Linked DNA regions of Homo sapiens: region 1 is linked to region 2. The links are chromatin loops, found by intact Hi-C in ENCODE. Cell type or tissue: mammary epithelial cell. All regions are shown on one strand. Links, peaks and the distances in the headings refer to the core of each region. The heading gives the core; the rest is flanking DNA.

Region 1 (10,210 bases), core at 1,478-9,477, 59 kb before region 2:
GGACCTCCGCCCCGCAGTGAGTAGTTTTGCTTTGTGTTTGGAAGAGGGAGCAGAGGGCAGGGTTGAAGAGCACTGTGGGCGCTCCATCAAGCGAGAGCAGGTCCGTGCCTGTGCTCTACACGCTGACCATTTGAGTCTCCGGCCACTGCTGTCACAAGCCACCACAAAGGGAGTGACTTACAACAATGCAAATTTATTCTCTTACATGCTCTGGATGTCACATGTCCAAAATCAAGGTGTGGGCAGAGCTGTGTTACATCGGAGGCTCTGCAGGAGAATCCGTTTCCTGCCTTTTCCAGAGTCTAGCGGCCGCCTGCACTCCTTGGTTCCTGGCCTCTTCCTCCATCTTCAAAGTCAGCATCTTCCAATCTCTCCCTGACTCTGACCTTCCTGCCCCATCTCATAAGAACCCTATGAGGACACTGGGACCACCTAAATGATCCAGGATGATGTCCCATCTCAAGATCCTTAATCCCACCTGCAGAGTTCCTGTTGCCAAGTAAGGTGACATCGTCATGGGTTTCAGGGATGAGGATGTGAACATCCTTGGGAGATATTTTTTCAGCTGACTACACTGACGCTGACCCCAGAGAACCCTCTGTCTAATTAATTGAAATTCCACATCTGGAAATATCATCATGTGTACACACTTATGCTCCCTTTGTGGCAGGGACAAACACATTATTATTTAGGGAATTTATTGTTTTCCTTGCCAAAAGGTGTTTTGTTTTGTTTTTTAAGTAATCATTTAGGAGTTGTACATTTTAGCAACAAGGAGAATGAAAATGGTTGAAACGGTTAAACTTGCTCGTTTTTTTTTTTAGTTGTTGGAGAATTCTTTGGGGTTTTGAACTTTCTAGAGTTTTCTCTCGGGAAGATTTCTGAAATAGAAACTCCTGTTCGTAAAATTACTTGGACCGAGGGCCACCTTGGTGGATCTGGGGGAGGATGGACTTGAGCTTGTCTTTGTGTGTCTCACTGTAAAGCGGCTTGATCTTAGAGTACACCGTCCCAGTGAGAGCCTCAGTAATCAGAGAGGGAACACTGTGAAACCCACCTTGTTTACACCGTCACCATGATGACGGCCTACATGATGGCTGCTTTGACTCTGGGGAGATGCGAAACATCTTCACAAAGCATCATTAACCTCCGCGCAATTGGGTGAGCTGCCAGGAGGGAGAAGCCAGCAGGCAGGAGTTAGAGGGATGAGGAGTAGGAAAAAAGGCATGCAGGGGAGGGGACGACGTGCTTGGGCACAAATGGAGTCAGTACCTGATCCCTGGAAAGGGGACAGGAGAGGAACAGAGCAGCCACCCTGCACGTCCCTCCAGCCCAGGAGTCCCAAGTGACAAGTGGTGAAGGAAAAACACACAGAAGCATCAGGGACTGGAGTCCTGCCCTCTCGTGCCAGCCCTGACTGAGGCGGGAGTGGCAGCACTGGCCAGGGTGGGCCCTGCCCTCCCGCCTGGATGCAGAGTGGAGCCTCCAGACCACACTTGACAAGGACCTCAGGATGGCCTCGGGGCAGGGCGGCAGGGCTGGAGGAGACAGTGGATCACATCAAGGCCACAGGCAGGGGGAAGCTGAGGCTCAGCCCTCCCTGGCTCCAGGGCAGAGGGTAGAGAACCTGCTGGACTCTGGGCCTTGTTTCTCCCACCAGCCAGTCCCGCAGAGGCTGCCCTGACCTCACCAACAGAAAACACCAGGCCAGGACCTTGCATTCTCATCTGCTCTGTGCCTTGCTTCACTTGTGAGGGGGGCGCAGCTCCAGATGGGGGTTCCATGGGCACAGTGTGGAGAAGGGCACTCAGGGCCTGCTGAGCCTCCAGAAATGCACTGAGCTCAACTGGGGGCCCTCGTGGCCCAGGAGCCTCTGGCCTTCTAGGCTCCAGCCACCCATGCTGTGCCGGGCTCCACGGAAGGCATCTCCCAGGCAGGAGAGTGGCGGTTCGCAGCAGGAGCTTAGAGGCAGGGCTGGCTCGGCCACGGAGGTTCTGAATGTAAGGCAGCCCAAGGAGACCGCCCAAAGGAAGGGGACACTGGGGGAGGCAGTGACAATACCTGCCAAGATCCTTGGCCACACACCCATCCCTGCAGAGCACTTTACATGGACGCTTTCCTCTCCGGGACTGCTGCAACAAAGGCCCACAGACTGGAGCATAAACAGCAGGGCTGCATCGTCTCACAGTTCTGGGGACCAGGGGTCTGAAGCCAAGGTGTCTGCAGGGCCGGTTCCTCCTGCGCTGTGAGGGAGGCTCCGCTCCAGGCCTCTCTCCAGCTTCCAGTAGTTGCTGGCAATCTTTGCTCTTCCTTGGCTTGAGGAAGCCTCACCCTGATCCCCACCTTCATCTTCACATGGCGTTTTCCTGTGTGTGTTCCCCTTAATACAAGCGAGTTTCCCCTTGTATTAAGGACACTGGTCATATTGGATTGGGGCCCACCCTAGTGACCTCGTTTTAACTTGGTAAAGGCCCTGTCTCCAAATAAGGTCACATTCTGAGATGCTGGAGGTTAGGACTTCAACATACAAATTTTAGGAGAGCACAATTCAACTCCTAACAATAGAACCCCTCCTGTAATTTTCAAAACAGAAAATATTATTTTCCCCAATTTATAGATATGGAAATTGAGGATTTAAAAAGATTCAATAATGTGCTCAGGGCTATGTACCCAGTTAATAGTGGAGCCAGGACTGAGATCCCAGTGAGGCCCAAGCCTAACTCTGCTAAAATATGCCCTAAACTGTAGCTTAACATCAAAACACCCTGAGTTATAATCAACCTACATTTCCAAAAAATAGCTGGCGATCCCCATCTTTGGCAAGATGGCACCTCATCCGCCAGGAAGGGCTCTGGTGGGGAGTCCCAGAGGTCTGCCAGGTAATGAGAAATAGAAGGGGATTAACCTGGATTTCTGAGAACCCCGAATGGAAGCGGCACAGAGGCTGCAAGTCCAGGTTTTAAGACTCAGAGGATGTTTGAAAACGAAGACTCTGCATATCGAGGTCCCTGGGGAAAAGGGGGGGAGATGCAAATGTGTCTCTGAGTGTACTCCAGCAACAGAAAGGGATTAATTGGGATATTTTTGGTTGCAAGAAATAGAAGACAACTTGAGCTAGTGTAAGCCAGGAGAAGGAGGGTTCATACAAAGGACCCCGCATCTCATGAGGCCCAGGTCAGAGGCGCAGGCCCAGGAAAGGGGTGGCGGGCAGAAAGAGGCAACACCACCAGCCTCTCTTAGCTTCCAAGCCACGCTTGGCCCCTCTGTGGCTGTCTCTGCTGCCCATTCCAATGGCGGTACGCACCATGGCCCCTGGTCCCTCAGTCGGCGTCCTGTTGTGCTGGAGAGACACTTATACAAGAATCCCTCAGAGCCAGGTCCAAATTCCCAGGACACAGAATCTGTCCCAACTTGGATCGTGTGTTCACACCATGGTCCAACCAGCTGTGGCCAGGTGTGAGATCAGGTGGTGGGAATATGGCAAATGGGCCCCACCAGGGGGAGGGGAAGGAGAAGGGTGACCAGGTATGCTGAGCCAAGACCCCAAGAAGCCCCTTCCCCGAGGGTTAAGACAGGAAAATCTAGGCTTGGTTTTCATATTCAAGGAGGCTGAGTACAGAACAAGGGAACCATGACAAGAAATTGGAGACCCACTCTTTGTTTAAAAACAAATTGGGGGGTTGGGGAGAAGGAGCTTTGTTCTCCACAAATCAAACATTTCAAACCCTGCAGGATCCGGCACTGCTAGAATCTTCTCCAAGCCGGGCCGCCTGCTTCTCTACCGGTCTCTTAGCAACTAAATACCTGACTAATACTCAACTTTTCCCAGGGCTTTAAGAGCTGCAAGATATTAATTCCAAGCAAGACATCTAAATTGTTACTCTGGAAACTTGCTCATGCCCCCTTCATGGGTCAGACACTGAAAGGCCACGTTCCAAGTATCCTTACCATCTCACCCTCGCCGTCCCTAGAAGCAGGATTGAAGTCCCGTCTCCACACGGCCACGGCAGGAGGGGCGGCCTGGGCTCAGATGAGTGGCTCCAGATTGGACACACACAGAGCTTGCTTTGCCATGGGTATGTTTACGTGTCAGTTCCCACCCATGCACTCAGGAAAAGCGGGCCCCTCTTTCCAACCCTGAGGGAAATCATAGAAAGAAATAATAAAATAGGAAAACAAAATTGCTGATCGATGAAAACCACAAGATGTTTTTGTTTCTTAAAGACAAATCAACACAACATAGCAGGTATGACCAAGGGAAAAAAAAAATAAGCATTGAGAACAAAAAGTAGGACATATGAAAATAAAAGGACTCAATTTACAAGCTGGAGGCCGAGCGCAGTGGCTCAGGTCTACGTCATCCCAGCACTTTGAGAGGCCGAGTAGAGTGGACCACTTGAGGTCAGGAGTTTGAGGCCAGCCCGGCCAACATGGTGAAACCCCATCTCTACTAAAAATAAATAAATAAATTAATTAATTAATTAATTAATTAATAAAATAAAGAACGAACGAACTCAGGGCCTTGGCTGTGAAACCCCGGCAGCAGGTGAACAAATTATCCCAGGGCTTTTGGGCAGCAATTTGCCTCTTAGTGTCCAGGGAGTGTCAGGGATGAGCCACCACCCTATGCAGGGTGTGTCCCATGAGCACGAAGCTGCCAGGGGAGGCCCAAGGATCCCAGATGTTGGTCAACACTGACTGCTGTCCCTTCGCTCTCTCTGTGTTGATTTTACCTGCAATGTCTGTGCTCTGGGCAGGACCTGGAGGGTGGGGGGCTCCTAAGGATGAATGCGCTTCTAGCTTGGGAGAAGCTTCAGGGAGCGTTGGGGACACAGAGCCTCCCCAAGTCTACCCGTGGTGGGTAAGAGCCTGACGCCCACCTGTGGAGCACTCTGGGCAAGAGACTTCCTCATCTGAAACGGCACTGTTCTACAATGGGGGTAAAAAGAGCGCCTATTTCTGATGGCTCCTGGGAAGGGCAGCACACCTTAGCTGTTCTGTTCTGTTATCCTGGCAACCTGCGCTTGCTGAGGCTGTCACTGTGTCACCTACAGATGAGGCCATCGAGGCCAGGCCAGGTGAGTGTTGGCCCACAGTTGCAGGAGCAGAGCACGTGCCAGCCCTCACGGGAAGCCACACCTGGATCCGTGGTCTGTGCCGTCTCCCTAAAAGCACGTGGAGCGATGCACCTTTCAAAGTGGCCCCGTGCTGAGTACAATAAAGCCGCTTAATTTGCCATTCTATCAACTGGAAATCCTTATTAACTAGCGATCATACCATACAGTGATAATTGATATTCATAAGGAACTTAATTGAAATTAAGTTTTAAAATAGCTTTAGTGTTAAGTGCATTTTATTCTAATTCCTGGAAAATTGGTCATCCATGTATAGTAGATGAGGTAACAAGGAAACATGCTGAATAAAACCACTCAGCCCCGACTTTCCCAGATGTCTGGGTTTCCTATGAAAGAAGAGGGGCTTAGCGGAGTCCAGTGGGTGCTCACCATACTGATGCCAAAGACCACCCCGAGGTGCCCATGAGGCTGCGTCTTCTCTCCCCACCTGGCCCTGCGTATGGATGCCCCTGAGTGTCATCACCCCAGCACCACCCCCACCCAGTCTAGGAATCTCTACTGGGTTGAACAGTGGCCTCCCAAAAGATATGTTCAAGTTCCAGCCCCAGAACTTGTGCATGGGTCCTTATTTGGAAATCAGCCTTTGCAGATGTGATGAAGTCAAGAGTCTCAAGATGAGATCATCCTGGATTTAGGGTGTGTCCTGAATCCAGTAACTTGTCAGGAATGAGATGAGAGGCTGTGAGAAACACACAGAGCAGGGGCTATGTGGCCACGCGGACAGAGGCTGCAGTGATGCTGCCAGGAGCCCAGGAGCTGCCCAAGCTGCCGGAAGAAGGGGGAGGCAGGAAGGACCCGCCCTAGAGCCTACGGAGGGAGCGGGCCCTGCCCACACCTTGACCTCAGGTGTCTGGCCTCCAGAACTGGGAGAGATTCCATTTCTGTTTTTGTTTGTTTGTTTTGTTTTGTTTTGTTTTGTTTTGTTTTTTCGAGACGGAGTCTCGCTCTGTCACCCAGGCTGGAGTGCAGTGGCACGATCTCGGCTCATTGCAAGCTGCGCCTCCCAGGTTCACGCCATTCTCCTGCCTCAGCCTCCTGAGTAGCTGGGACTATAGGCACCCACCACCACACCCGGCTAATTTTTTGTATTTTTAGCAGAGACAGGGTTTCACTGTGTTAGCCAGGATGGTCTCAATCTCCTGACCTCGTGATCCGCCCATCTCAGCCTCCCAAAGTGCTGGGATTACAGGCGTGAGCCGCTGTGCCCAGCCCATTTATGTTGTTTTAAGCCACCCAGACTGTCCTATGATTAAGGCAGCCACAGAAAAATAACACAGGTCCTAATTCCTAATCTTCCTTGTTTGATTCTGCATATTGAAGGTGGGCAACGTGAAGCTTTACATAAATATCTATAGTGCAATGGTTATTGCCATCAAGCCAATTAGTATCTACACCACTTTCCATAGTTACCATGCGTGTGTGTGTGTGTGTGTGTGTGTGTGTGTGTGTGTGTGTGTGTAGTAAGGGCCCCTAAAATCTACTCTCAGCAAAATTTCCATATACAATGTAATATTATTAGACCTCATGCTATACATTACACCTCCAGGATTTATTCATCTTCTTTAACTGCACTGGGCCTAGGTCTGGGCACATGGAGTAGGTGAGGCAGGGTGAATGAGACCCCAAGGGTCTGTCCTGGAGCTTGTGATGGGGATGGGCCATAAACAGCCCCGAGTGCAGGAGGATGGGGGGGGACGTGTGTGAGTCCTCTCGGTCATAGCAGCTGGTCTCGTTGGCAGTGCCCAGCTCTGTACGCCTTGCTTCTAAAGGTGACTGCCTGCAGGTGCTGTGGCTGCAATGAGGCAGACGGCAGAGGGCCAGGGTGTTTGATGGCAGAGATGGAAGAGGGAGAGTGTGGGGCAGAGCTCATTCCATCTTCAAACATGCTGTGGGGGTTGAACTCAGCCTGCACTTCCCTACACATGAGCACAGCCAGGGATCACAGATGCCCAGCGACCCACGGGCGTCCCACTGCCTGGACCTCACAGAGCCAGTGCCCACCACAATCCCGCTCTGCAGGCGGGAATCCACATCTGATTCTGCCCTTTCTTCAGACCCTGATAATGCCATGAGAATGGAGGAATTAAGATGTGGCTGTCAGTGACGAGCTGTGAGTTCTAAAAAGTCCTCATGAAAACGAGGCCAAGTTTTATCCATCGCAAAATCCCCACCCAAGAACTCAGCCCACAAGAACAATCGTCCACAGCCTTCCAAGTTAACAGAAAAGAGCGGCAGAGGTCCTTAGACATGTGCAAAGGGAAAGCAGCCCCAGATACGCGCCCCCCACCACACTTCCGTCTCTCAGCCGCAAGTCCCCTGCACCCAGCAGCCCAGCCCTGCCAGATAAACACTGCCTCATCGAGGACGGTACAGGCAGATCCCAAACCCAGTCATTCTAATTATCTCTGAAGCACATGCTGAAGACTGATTTGCATATTGAAAATATGGCAGGGCAGGAAGGGAGCGAGCTGGCATTTCTCAACTCTGCCAGTGTTGTCTTCCGACGGCGTCATAAGACACTCTTCTAATGAAGTAATAAAAACAGTGTGAAATTTCAAACCACCCCAGGACATCTTTAAATGACAGCATCTCCTTTCCTGCGGTGATGAGAAAAGGAATGGCTTAGAAGTTACAGACCACACAGTGCTTCCCGGGGACCCCTGCCACAGCCGAAATAAGCTATCTAAATACCTGCATGGACTTCTCACTGTTCATCACTCAGTCTCCACCCCTGAAGCACCCACCCTCCTATGGTAGTTTCCCATGCTAACTACCTACCTGGCTAGCTCCCACTCATCCTCATTTCCCAGGCAAACACGCAGGTGACTGGTATAAAGTCTGCTGTGTGTGCTCATTCCATCTTCAAAAAAAGTGTTTAATTTGTTAGCACTTAAAGTATGCATAACTGTAAAGACAGCCAGGTGCTCCAGGGAAACTTTGCTTTAAACAAAGACGCATCTTACAGTGAATGTTCTGTGGACCGTATCTACGTGTGTATCAAACACACCACATGGCACTTTGTAGGAAGCTACTGCATCTCTGCGGAACAGTGTGGGAAATCAGCTCACAAGACCTTTGGAACCCAATGCTGTCACCCGTAGAAGAAGAGAAAGGTTCCTAGAATTGGCCTTGGGCAGGAGCTTTTCCCAACTCAGTGTCCTGATGCCTCTCCCAGGAAGCCTGTGTTGGCCCTGAGCTGCCAGCCCCTGAGCCCCAGAATCCTCACCCGCTCCCCGCGCACCTACCCTCAGCTCCAGCCTCTCGGAGGAACAGACAAGGAACAGATGGGCCAGCATGCAGTTAGCAGCTGAGAAACCAGTTCATGCTGGGGAGGTACAGGCTTTGGGATGGTCCCTCCCTAGTCTTGTCTTAAGATAAAATGTCAATACTTTGTTTGTCCTGACCTTCCTACCTAGTCTCGCCCCCGTCTGGTTTATAACCTCCTTCATACACTCCCCTCCTTGCCCACAGTGGATTCTTCAGCCCCGGTACCCTACAGAACTGTTCCTGCATTTTGCAGGGCCCCAGAGACCCACTGAGCTCTCGGCACTCACAGCTGCCCTCCTGGGAGTCACCCTGTATTTCTTGACCCTACTTTATTCCTTATTTCTTTGTTTTTCACAGCACCTGTCTGACAAGACCTCATTTTTGGCTAACATGTGAATTGCCCCTCCAGTCCACTCAGCAACCACTACCATGGTGGTCCACGCAGGGAGTGGCCATGACCGCCATGAGAGCCCCCAACCCTCCACCTTGCACAGTGCTGAATGTGCAGAGAAGCTCCCCAAATCTATGCTGGGTGAACAAATGAACGTCTTGACCCTGTGGAAACCCAGAGTGGGAGAAAGAGGTGGTGCCCTTGGGAAGCGTCCACGACTTAGACCTTCTTAGGTACATGGCAGCAGGCAGAGGCCACTCTCAATGTCATGCATGAGAACGGCCCCCTGGCCTCACAGAAGGATGATAGACTCCGAGCAAAAGGCACTTTATATCCCATCAAGACACAGATGGCATTCGGGTGGACTTGGGCTCTCTTAAACTGAGGCAGACAGAGCACCTGTCTGTTGGGAATGGTGATTGAGTCAAGGGACAAAAGCATTGTCAGAGACCCAGAAACAATCGAGAATTAAAGCAGGAGGCTGGGTCTAAAATGCAATTCAGTGTCACAACACAGGCTGGGCTGAACACTGCCTCTGTTCTGGGCACTGGTTTATCACCTCCTTCATACTCACCCCTCCTTGCCCACAAGTGGATTCCTCAGCCCTCGCACCCCGCAGAACTATTCCAGCATTTTTCAGGGCCAGGATCTTCTCAACTGTGCCAAGGTAAAGAAGTCGCTGCCCTGCCCTGCAGTTCACCTTCTGACCATGAAGGCAGATGTGTGCCCCCAAAGCTGAGGCCTTCTTGCACTGAGGCATTGAGCCACGTTCAGGCTGTGGGCTGCCCGCTGCTGTAGACAAGAAGGCTGAGCCACCTCTGACCTCATGGAGCTCCAACATTCATCAGCTGATGCCCCAAATAATAAATAATGTCTAATTACAACTTGTGATAAGCACTGTGAAAGAAACATGAAGGGTGGCTTGAGAGCTTGGCCTACGTATGGGCCTGGCGATCTAACAGGAAGAGCCAACCCATCTAGAATGTGACGCTTGAGCTGGGAAGGGGTGGCCAAGTGTTTGGCAATGAGGAGGAGTCAGAGACAGGAAAGGCTACATCCCATGAAGGGGGCGTGGCAGGTCTGCAGAATGGCAGGTGGGACTGGAATGCTGAGTACCAGGGCATGTTGGGGGAGACGCACACGGCTGGGATGGGGGCTAGCAGATGCCATGCCACCTGGACTTTCTGACAGTGTTAAGGCTGCTGGTCTTTATCTCCAGGGTGGCGGGAATATCCGCACATCTAACCCTACACCTTCTTTATCAGTTTTGGCTCTAATGTCCCCTTCTCTGTGATGTCTTTTTTTAAATACAAGGGCTTGCTCTGTCACCCAGGCTGGAGTGCAGTGACGTTATCAGACGTCACTGCAGCCTCAACCTTCTGGACTCAATCGATCCTCCCACTTCAGCCTCCCGAGT
Region 2 (10,210 bases), core at 709-8,708:
AGTAGCTCCGAAAGTTAATATTATACCAATTGTGGCACTAATGAGCATCATGATCTTGTGTGTCACGGAGACAAGCCCCACATAGATACCTCGACATCTGGACATGTGTGTGGTATCAGGAGAGAGCACTGTTCAACCTCATTTTTGTGACTTTATTGAGGGGCGAGTAGCCCATCTTAACAAGATCACATGATGTCTGAGTGCTGTGGCCATTTAGCTTGCTATATTTGAGGAGAAAAAGGAAAAAATGTATAACCAAGCATGATTTAACAGAACTGACATGCCATTTATTCAACTTTTTTCAAAACCCCATGTTTTCAGCATTGACCTCATTAAAAAACCTCTAAGCAGGGTGAGGATCTAGGTCCTGTATATATTAATAAAATCATGGATTTTCACGGAGCCAACTTTTGTCTGGCATCAGGGAACCTAACAACACTCTGTGAAAACATGGCTCATGTCAATTTCCAGTGTACCACTGTTAATATCCAATTTCGAGAGCACGTCTTTTATTTGTAAAAACAAATTGCTAGAAAAAGCATTTGCCACTGGCATTCTGTGTTTCTAGTTCTACCATGATCCTCATGGAAAATTTATAGGAAATATTTTTCTAAATTCCTCTGCATCCCATATAGTATGGATGTTTATTATATATTTAGAAACATATATGGCTTGATTAATTTTTTAAATGACAGCCCATGAATTTAAAATGAGGTTACTCTGGGGTGCACAAATTAAATAGCTTCCAATGAAGGATTAAAAATGGAATGTAAAGAGGGTAGAAGCTATGGACCTACTGCAACACACAAGCTTGAATTATCTTTAGCATTTGGTGTGGGGCCCTCTCAATCAACAGCCACAAGCCATAAAGCTGCAGCCTCTGTAGGTTGGGGAGGTAATAAGAATGACTCTGGGAATTAAAGCAAGGAAATTAAGGACATTTGCAGGAGAGTTTAAGGAAACCAATCGTTCTCTGGAATTATTGATTGAATGATAAGTCAAGTAATATTAGCATCAAGTAGAGAGTGCACACCCAACAAGTAAATAAAAGAACGATGCATTTTAAATGCAATTGTTTCAAAGGGCACTAAGCAATCACTCTATTAAATACAATGCTTGGTGCTGAATGCATTTAAATCTCCCAGTATGTCTGTGTGTGCATATAAAGTATTGCAAAACAGAACCAAAAGCAAGTCGAATAATAATGTGAGCAGGTCCTGAGATAACCTGTCAAATCAGGCTGCTGATATCACAATTTGGGTGACAGCAGATCATGAGGCAAAGCCATAAATGAGGTAATGAAGTATTAGCAGAAACAAGGTAAAATGTGTGAATATAAAAGCCACGCTGTCCAGGGCAGGCGCTCAGAGTAATTAACCTGTCAAGGATGCAGCTCAAGGAAGTGTTTGGGTCCAACGTGATCAAGGAACAAGCCAGGGTCCCCAGCCTGCCAGCAAGGGGCGGCCCGCTGGTTCGTTGTGCTTCACTTTCACAGTGCTTTTTGCCTTTTTCATTTTTTAATGACCTGCTGATATTTAAAACTTAGGCGATTTCACTTAAATATAAAAAAAGAATTCCTGGCTTTTCATAGAAATTTCAGATCTAATAGCTCTGTGGCTACCTTCCCACACCACTGGAATTGGCTATAGCTACAGAGAACGGGAGAAGGGGGTTTTTCTTTCTCTGCTCTGCACACCCAGTGAATTCTGCTTCCTCACACACCCTGACCCCAGGACACTTGATTTTGAGACTTCTTGTGCAAGAGGACCCCGAATATGAGTGAACTATCTTCCCTAATAGGCCAGTAGGGTTTACCAGGATATGGCTGAGCAGTTGAAAAACGCAGACTTTCCAGGCCCCGATGAATTTATATGCAGAGGTGGCTTTCTTTATATATCATTGTAAAGATTATATAAAGATTATAAGAGTTTGTGTGCTCCATGCTGTATGAGGAGAAAATCAATTTCTCATTCTTCTAAAAAGCTCACAATGCAACTGGAATTTTCCCTGAACCAAGTAAACAAAAGTGTCATTTAACTTGAATGGGGAAAAGGTGTTAGAAAAAGTCTTTATCGTTCTACTTTCAACTTTCCTATTATTATCTAAGTTTGACTGATTTTTCAAGGGGTGGCTACGATGAAGCCATCCTTCGGAGTTTATAATAGAAACGCTATATAATTTAAATCGCCAGTGAAAGACTGGAGCCACGCAGTTAGGAAACTGATTTTGTTGTTGTTGTTGTCATTTCTTTTCTAGGGAAGGTTCAGCCCTACATGGTGCCTACTTCTTAGCCTGACAATGGGGTATCCAGCGGGTGAAGCAGTTGAGAAGTGGGCAGTCGACCTTGGCTTTGCCCTCCTCCCCTGATGTAGACCCCGAGGTGCCCCACTGAAGATGCCTTTGGGATGGAAAACAAGCTCTTTGAAGATTGTTTCCCAATTCTTACATTTGAGGCCAGGAGGAAGTTCCGAGGTAGCCTAGAGCCCTGTCACTGTTACAAGATTCCTTCCCAGAGGACTGGTCTACACATCTGGGAGAAAACAGGCTTCAGAAACCATCCACTCTGTGATGGCTGCTCTGGCTTATTGACGTGCAATTGATCTGACATGCCTTATTGGCATGCAGCGGGTCATTCCACACACCCCGAGTGCGGTGGCAGGCTGCATAGCATGCTTGGCACACTGCCCGGCACTCAGGTAATGATGGATGCGTGCTGGCTTAACTGCTGAGAAGCCACTAAATAACAGCCATTAACGGGTGAGGAGTTCAAATCTGGGTGCTCCTCTGTGTGTGTCGGAAAAGTTATTTGGTCACTAAGCCTAATTTATAAAATTAGAATACTGACTTTTACATTGCAAGCATTCCATGAGATAACATGCAAAGTGTAGCCCAAGGCAAGCATATAACTATTATTATTTGTTGTTGTCGTTGTTGTTATTATTATTACCACAAGACATAATCTGATTTCTTATCTTTCAAGGACCCATCTTTCAGGAATTGGCCGGACGTGGGCAAATAAATTGGATATCTATTGATCAGCACTCCTGCCAATAACTTGGAACATCATTTCCCAGTCAATGATTTCACAAATGAAGACACTGCAAAATAGTGTTCGTTGCCTGTCCACTGTAGGAACTGATTCTAAATGTTCACTTCAGTGTGCCTGCCAGAGGAATACAAACCCGATACGGGTGTACTGGCCACGCGTTGGAGAGACGAAAAGGCTTACTGAACATTCTTAGTAAATGTGCCATTTGTTCCTGGTGGGTGAAGCATTTCATGATTCATGCAATATTGTAAATTTTTATTTTCTTTACATAGACTTGGCTTTTATTGTAATTCCTACTCTTGGGGGAAGGTAATATGGATTCATCCAAGTTAATAAAGCCTCTTGGAGATAACATCTCCAGGACTCAAGGCCATTCTCAGGGTACAATTAAGACATTTGTTTGCTTGGTATTCACCACGAAGATCCAAGGTTGCCATCATGCTAAGTCACTGCATGCATTTCATGACATGAACACGAGCTTTGCATACCATTTCAGGCAGGACAGCGATCACAGTGGAGTCACCGTTAGAGAAGCTGAGAGGTTCTTTGGAACAAACTACAGGCCATGAATAAGAGTAACAAGTGTGCCACCTCATTAGAAGGTAGGGCAGTTCAGAGGACACCGAGCCCTGGACCAAAGGTTCAGGCCACAGCATGCATCACTGCATTCCACACACCCTGCTTTGCCCCGGAGCTTGGAGGTAAATCTGGAGAGAAGAAAGAGCCGTGGTTTTCTTTTCTTTTTTTTTTTTCCTTTTTTTCTTTTTTTTTTTTTTTTTTTGAGATGGAGTTTTGCTCTTGTCGCCCAGGCTGGAGTGCTATGGTGTGATCTCAGCTCACTGCAGCCTCTGCCTCCCAGGTTCAAGTGATTCTCCTGCCTCAGCCTCTCAAGTAGCTGGAATTACAGATGTGCACAACCATGCCCGGCTGATTTTTGTATTTTTAGTAGAGACAGGGTTTCACCATGTTGGTCAAGCTGGTCTCGAACTCCTGAGCTCAAGTGATTCACCAGCCTCAGCCTCCCAAAGTGCTGGGATTACAGGCATAAGCCACTGTGCTGAGGCTGTGGTTTTCTGTTTGGGATTCAAGGCATTCACCCTCCAGAAGGAAGCTGAGATATGTCTCTTATTAAATGACATACACTGTCCCTCGAACACCCTAGTGGTATATATGAAACGCATCCCAGGAACTAAGAAAAGAGTCTTCATTTGACAGAGCAGCACACGCATGAGACTCATCACTTGCATACGCAGGCATCCCACCCACCCAAGCTTGGCAGGCTCAACAGAGCACATTTTGTCCTTATAATTCTCCATCTCACCAACAAATCTCCGAAGGTTTCTCCTGTTCCTTGGTATATAGAGGTTTTGATCCGAGATTCCAGCTGATGACTTCATTCTTGAAGAATGAGCACTAGCTGTTTCAGGTTTTCTGGAATTCATGTAATGCAAACAGTAATTCATGTAATGAGCTATTGCTTCCTCAATATGTTTGGAGGAAATAACCTTTCATTTGAACTCCAGAATTTTCTCCTGATCAGCAAAGAGCTGGCGTCAGCCTTCCGGGTGAACAGTATTCTGTTAAGTTGAATGCCCCAAGCCCATGCCCCTAAGCTCCCTCACGCCTTACAGAGATGCACCATCTGCTTCCAGACATTCCAAAGGGGACGTCTGTGCCTCCTGGGTTGTTGGTCATATCTTAGCCACTTCTGTGAGTGAAGAAATATTTCGAAAGCTGCCAAGTCCACCTTCCTCATTCCGCATGTATGAAGAATTCATTGAGGTTGCTATTTGTCAAGAGGCTGCAAACATTTCCTATCATTTGTCTCAATCCATGCTTCTGTTTCAACACCCGTCACAGAAATCCACAGTCTCAGTTGCTTTAAGCCCCTCATCCTCCTGCCTTTTCCACTCAAACCAGAATTATCCATCATTTATTTTCTAAGAACAGAAAAGATGTCACTGCCATTGGTGCTATCAGTTTCTACAAATATATTGTGTACCTTACAGGAGGACAGTATAATTTTTGGCCAGCGGAAGTTTCATCGTAGCACTCTAGCTATAATCTCAAATTAGTCAATGCAGCAGAGCACAGTCTGCTATGCAGGATGAGGTTTATGTTTTCAGAATACACATTTGGGCGTGTAATTGTTGTAATAGTAGTGTGAAGTTTTAGCCATGTCTGTGGGTGTTGATTTGTTCCAATGTAGTATCTAAATGCTTACATTACATCATGGCTGTGCAGCAGAACGGAGACATGTAATAGCTATTTGGAATATGTGTTCTGTCTAGATAGCTGAACTAAAAATCAGTAGGGTTTTTTTGTTTTGTTTTGTTTGCAGGGGAGAGTAGGATGTTACTGATTTTAAAATCATTATTAGTCTTCATTTTGCTTTTCAATTGGCTGGCAAATTCTGTCTTCATTCAGGTCCATAACAATTGTCTTACGTACACTCCTTCGGGAGACAGCAACTGGGAATTTAACTGTGACAAGGCAGGCGTCAGAACGGTGTCTTTCCAAACAGCTCGAGTCTCCTTGTCATTGAAAATCTCAAACTCTATCGCTGTAAAAAGGTGAGATAAAAAAGGCAGCTGGCGCATCCATTTCCATGTGTTTTATCCTTTCATAATACCTGGTTATTTAAAAGGAGCATGATCAAACCTCAGGACTGGTACCTGACAGCAACCCTGAGAAAGTTAAGCCCCTTCCAGACAACTCGAATAAAGAAGATTATTCCTATTAAGGTATCAAATCATATCAATAAAGCTGCGTGGCTCTCAGATGTCACGGATGGAACTACGGGAGTGATTAAGGGGTTAAGCTGGCTCTCCCCGGGTTAGTGGCATCTCGTCAGCGGCATGAGGGAACCTGGTTGCTGGGAGGGGCCCTTTCCCTCCCAGGTCAGGCCACCCCTGTCTATCAGGCAAATACAATAGGAATTACTTAATTTAACACCGTTTCAGTTCTAATTGAATCCCATTTTCTAAATCCTGAATAAATACAACTGCTGCTTCGGTCAAACGGAGAGAAATAGCCATCTTTTAATGACTCCCCTGTGGATTTAATGCCTATTCTATCCGTGAGAATAATGATTCCAACATCCCTGGAATACATTGAAGGGATAATGGTTATTTAAACATGCCAAGTCTTTATAGAGCAGATAAATATTTTAATTTGCATTTATGAAAATCAAAAAGTAAGCATGGGAGCAGGAACCAGTTTGTCTACTTCCCCAGTCATCAAAACCACAGAGTGGCAGGTTCACAACGTGGGAGCGCAAGAGAAACTCGGCACCATCAACCCTACCATGATTGTTTCCCAGTAGGACCTGCCGCTGACCCACCTGCCCCCACCAGCGAGCTGGAGAGGGCTCCTGAAACCAGCACATCTGGCCACGCCCTTGCCTGGCTTTTAGCCCTCACTGGCTTCCCATTGCTCTGACGCTGGCGACCAAAAGGACCTACTTAGTTGCCATGGCCCCTGCTCGGCCCTTGGGCCTTGACACCACCACATCCCTAGCACTCTGTGTTCTCCCAGTGCCCGGGGCCTTGGCATGTGCCTGACTGTCTGTCTGTGACCTCACATGCACACGCTCCACAATTTGTAGTCATTACGTTCATTGATGCCATTATTCGATCAATGTTTGCCTCTCCTGCCAGGCAGTGAATTAGGAACCTTGTCTATTTTGTTCAATATTGTTATATGTAAAAATGTTTATTTAGAAATAGAATGCTTGTTCCCCGGTGCCACATAGAAATAGCATTTGAACATAAATTTAATTGTTTTAGCAAAGCAATTTTTATTTTCTGCAGAAAAGGTGCTCATTGCAGACGGAATAATGGTGAGAACAGACCGGAAGAAAGGAAAAGCAGATGTGTTTATTCCTTACGCATTTTGTCTTTGCTACTGTGTCCTGTCTTTATTGGCTGGAGACAGACCTTACACTCTAAACTAAAACCCGATTGGCTAACAGTTTAAAACATTTGTAAATAGGTTAAAGCAATGGAAAGATAAAGGAAAAGAGGAAGCTTCTTACCAAAGGACTTAGAAAAGGAATAACATTCCTAAATAAGGAAGGGGCATAGGCTGGGAGCTGAGACATGCGTGTGAGCACGTCCAGCACAGATATTTTAGCTAAAGTACAAGGACTTAGAATGCACTACGGGCCTGTGAGCATGTCTAGCATAAAGGTAGTCTTTAAAAGAAACTATTATTTATAACACTTATGATTTATTCTTTAACAAGAAGGGAAACTTTGAAGAGGAACTTCTTATTTTCTACAATTTTTTCTTTTTTTATAGTTTTTTTAACCTTTTTTTAATATGCCTTGGCTTATTTGTTTAACTTTTGGATGTATGGTATAATATAATATCTAACAAGGAGAAATATACTTACTACAGTTGCTAGAGAGCTAAGGACTGAGGCTATGGGGTTTTTTTGTGTTTTTTTGTTGTTGTTGTTGGCCAAACCACTTTTTGAGCCGATTTGAAACAGGGTTGTTAATGCCAGAATTTTTTGTTAACCTATTTGATAAGGCAGTAAGTTCCTGGCAAGCTTTTGTTATGCTTTTACTGGGAGCAGTGTTGTTTGGGATAAAAGTGCAATATTGAGTTTTGCTTATAACACAAATACTACTTTTTTTTGCTAATATTATATTTAAATTTTTTTTTAGGGCATTTGACTAGTGGATTTTAATTGTTTAGCTATTTTTTTCCACAGTATTTTTGATATATTTAACAAATTGCTGCTGGTTGTAATGAATGTAGTTTATTTAACTTACATTTGTATTAATTGTTACTTACCAAAGCAACATTGACTTAAACCCTGCAGCTATTTGATTTTTGGCTTTACATTTATTTGGTACTTTATGGGGAACTTGCATTTAAATAGACATGGGAATTAAAAGATCTATAAGGGGCTGCTTCTTTTGAGGCTTTTTTTATTTGCCTATGTTGCATTTTTTTTTTTTTTTTTGGTTGATGAAATGCCAGGGTAAAAGGATAGCTAACTGAACTACAGCATAAGTACTGCTTTAATTATTTGGCCGAGTGTTCAGTCAAGGTTTTTTCTAATACTACCATATATTTGCTTAGGGATGGCTAAAGGTGGACTGAAGGGTTAGCTCTCAGAAGTGCCTGACTTTACTGCATTTTGTTAAGTCTTTAAGGTACACCCAATTTTCCCCTTGTCATTGGAGACACGAGGTAAAACTGGTCTTGGATGATGGAGGCTGAATGGCCCATGATGGCTGACCTGCAGGGTACTGCACTTTAGGAAACAGCAGAGAGAATTGGGCACAGTTTATTATCCTAGGTTGCAGGATTTTGAAAAAGAGCTACTATGCAGCTCCTGTTTGGTTGATTAGAGTGGAAAAGGGACAACCCGGCCTTTGGCCTCCTGTGCGCACAAGGATGACTGTCGCTTTTATTAAGAGTGTGCACAAAATATTTAATTCGTTTCAGCCGGGCATTTATATTTTGATACCTTGTTTTAATTGCTATTGTTTGCCTTATGAAACAATGGGCCACGGGAGGTACGGCAGCATAGGTACCGCAAGGCTGGGCCACAGGTACCACAGGGGCTGACCATGGGTCCGGCAGGGCTGGACCACGGAAACTGCAGAGTTTCACTGTGGGTCATGCAGGGCTGGACCATGGCTATTGCCTTAGGTTGTTTTACTTTTACTATAGAGGTTTTGGTCTCCATAGTAAACTATAGTCTTGTTATAGTAAACTTTGGTCTTGTTATTGTGTTTGGGAGGAGTGATAACTAAACAAGCATTAAAAGTAATAACTTCAGGAGAGTTAGATTTAGTTACATTAATAGTAAGTTGGGGAGTCACGGAAAGAAAAGAAAAAGAAAAGATAGATTAAGTTTTTTTAGCTTTAACTTGGTAGGGCTTGACCCTGGAATAATAGCCTATGACTCTGATGGCAATGACCCTTTTTGACTTGGGTATGACATGTTTATTTACATTTTTGCTGTGCAAACGGCAGTCTTGGTGGTTAGCAGCACAAGATAGGGTCCTTCCTAGGCTGGCTTGAGGGTTTTTTTTTTTTTAATCTTTTGATGAAGACATGGTCTTTAGGCTGGTGCTGGTGTACTGGAAATGTTAGGGGTGGTACCCATGCTAAAAGATTTTTAGTTTTGAGGGAAGGGAAAGTGGAAGATAAATTAAGCATATAATTTTTGAGAAACTGATTTTTGTTTTAAATGTGGGGATATTAGTAGTGGACTTTACAGTCCTTAGTGCCTTTTTGCTGAGATTTTCTTTTTTTTTTTTTCTTAATTCCTACTGATGTTGCCTTTGAGGGACTTCTTGGGGCTTTCCACCTTGCTAGAACTTTGCACATTCTGGGGCTGGAGGCCCTACGGTGATGCCTCCCGCTTTAGCCCCGCTTAGCGTTGCCCAGGGGCCGCCATGGCCTGGCCCTCTTTTGAGGTCTTGGCCTCCCTGCGGCCTTTACAGCTCCAGCGCATTGTGTTGTTGGGATGAGAGGTCTTGTGATTCACCTGCCACCTTTGGACCTGGCTCCTGCCTGAGCCCCTGCTGTCCGGCCCTTGGCCTTGGGCTGGGCTGTGTGGTTTCAAGGCTGCTTGGCCCCCTCCCTTGCACAGAAGTGGTTGTTTGCAGTTAGGAACCCCCACCGGCTTGTGCTGTGGCTTTTTTAGGAGACTCTGGAGGTGGAAACTCCTTGGTATTAACCCTGTGCTGGAGGGCCCCTAATGGGTTTTTTGATGCAGTTGGAACAAGAATTTCTTTATAAGGGGTTTGGATAACATTTTTGTTTGGTTTAGCAATATTTTTTTTTTAATTTTTAAAAAAATTTTTTAAAATTAGCTTTTAGACTAAAGAAAGCAAAACACCATTTTATATTTGACAATGCTTTTTGTGTGATTTTATACCAGATAAGTTAAATTTTACTTTTATATTAGTGTGTTATTAATGTTAAACTTAATTTTAATAAAACCTTATAGACATTATTTAATTTTAATGTCTGACTATAAGGTAAGATATTTATAGACTTTTTTAACCTTTTATAATTTTTGTTAAAGAGCAGTTAGTGCTTAGAAAAAAACCTGTTGTGCTTTTATTTTAATGTCCAGTTTACAGAAAAACTGGATGATACCTTTTTAACTTTAGCTAATATGTTTACACAT

What was found. Hi-C counts contacts between places; a loop is a spot of excess contacts. Peaks named below come from ENCODE experiments on the same cell type or tissue, not always from the same donor. Only the 100,000 strongest peaks of a DNase experiment are listed, where the experiment ranks them.
Region 1: a loop joins it to region 2, with 9 times the contacts of the local background. A loop is called at or near these places in 2 of 110 quality-filtered maps.

What each region holds. Positions count from the first base shown.
Region 1 is chr20:61,121,973-61,132,182 of GRCh38, forward strand. No RefSeq gene overlaps it. Among named protein-coding and RNA genes, the nearest start is that of LINC01718, 48 kb to the left of the region's middle. RefSeq lists an enhancer at 1,173-1,818. In mammary epithelial cell, for the core only: no CTCF peak of the experiment used is centred there; a DNase peak (open chromatin) is centred at 5,769.
Region 2 is chr20:61,181,731-61,191,940 of GRCh38, forward strand. LOC105372701 (a long non-coding RNA gene) reads left to right here. Exons shown (of 3, transcript XR_936956.2): 2 at 2,257-2,472; 3 at 2,981-3,458. Among named protein-coding and RNA genes, the nearest start is that of CDH4, 65 kb to the right of the region's middle. In mammary epithelial cell, for the core only: no CTCF peak of the experiment used is centred there; DNase peaks (open chromatin) are centred at 4,391 and 4,521; H3K27ac peaks cover 2,624 bases.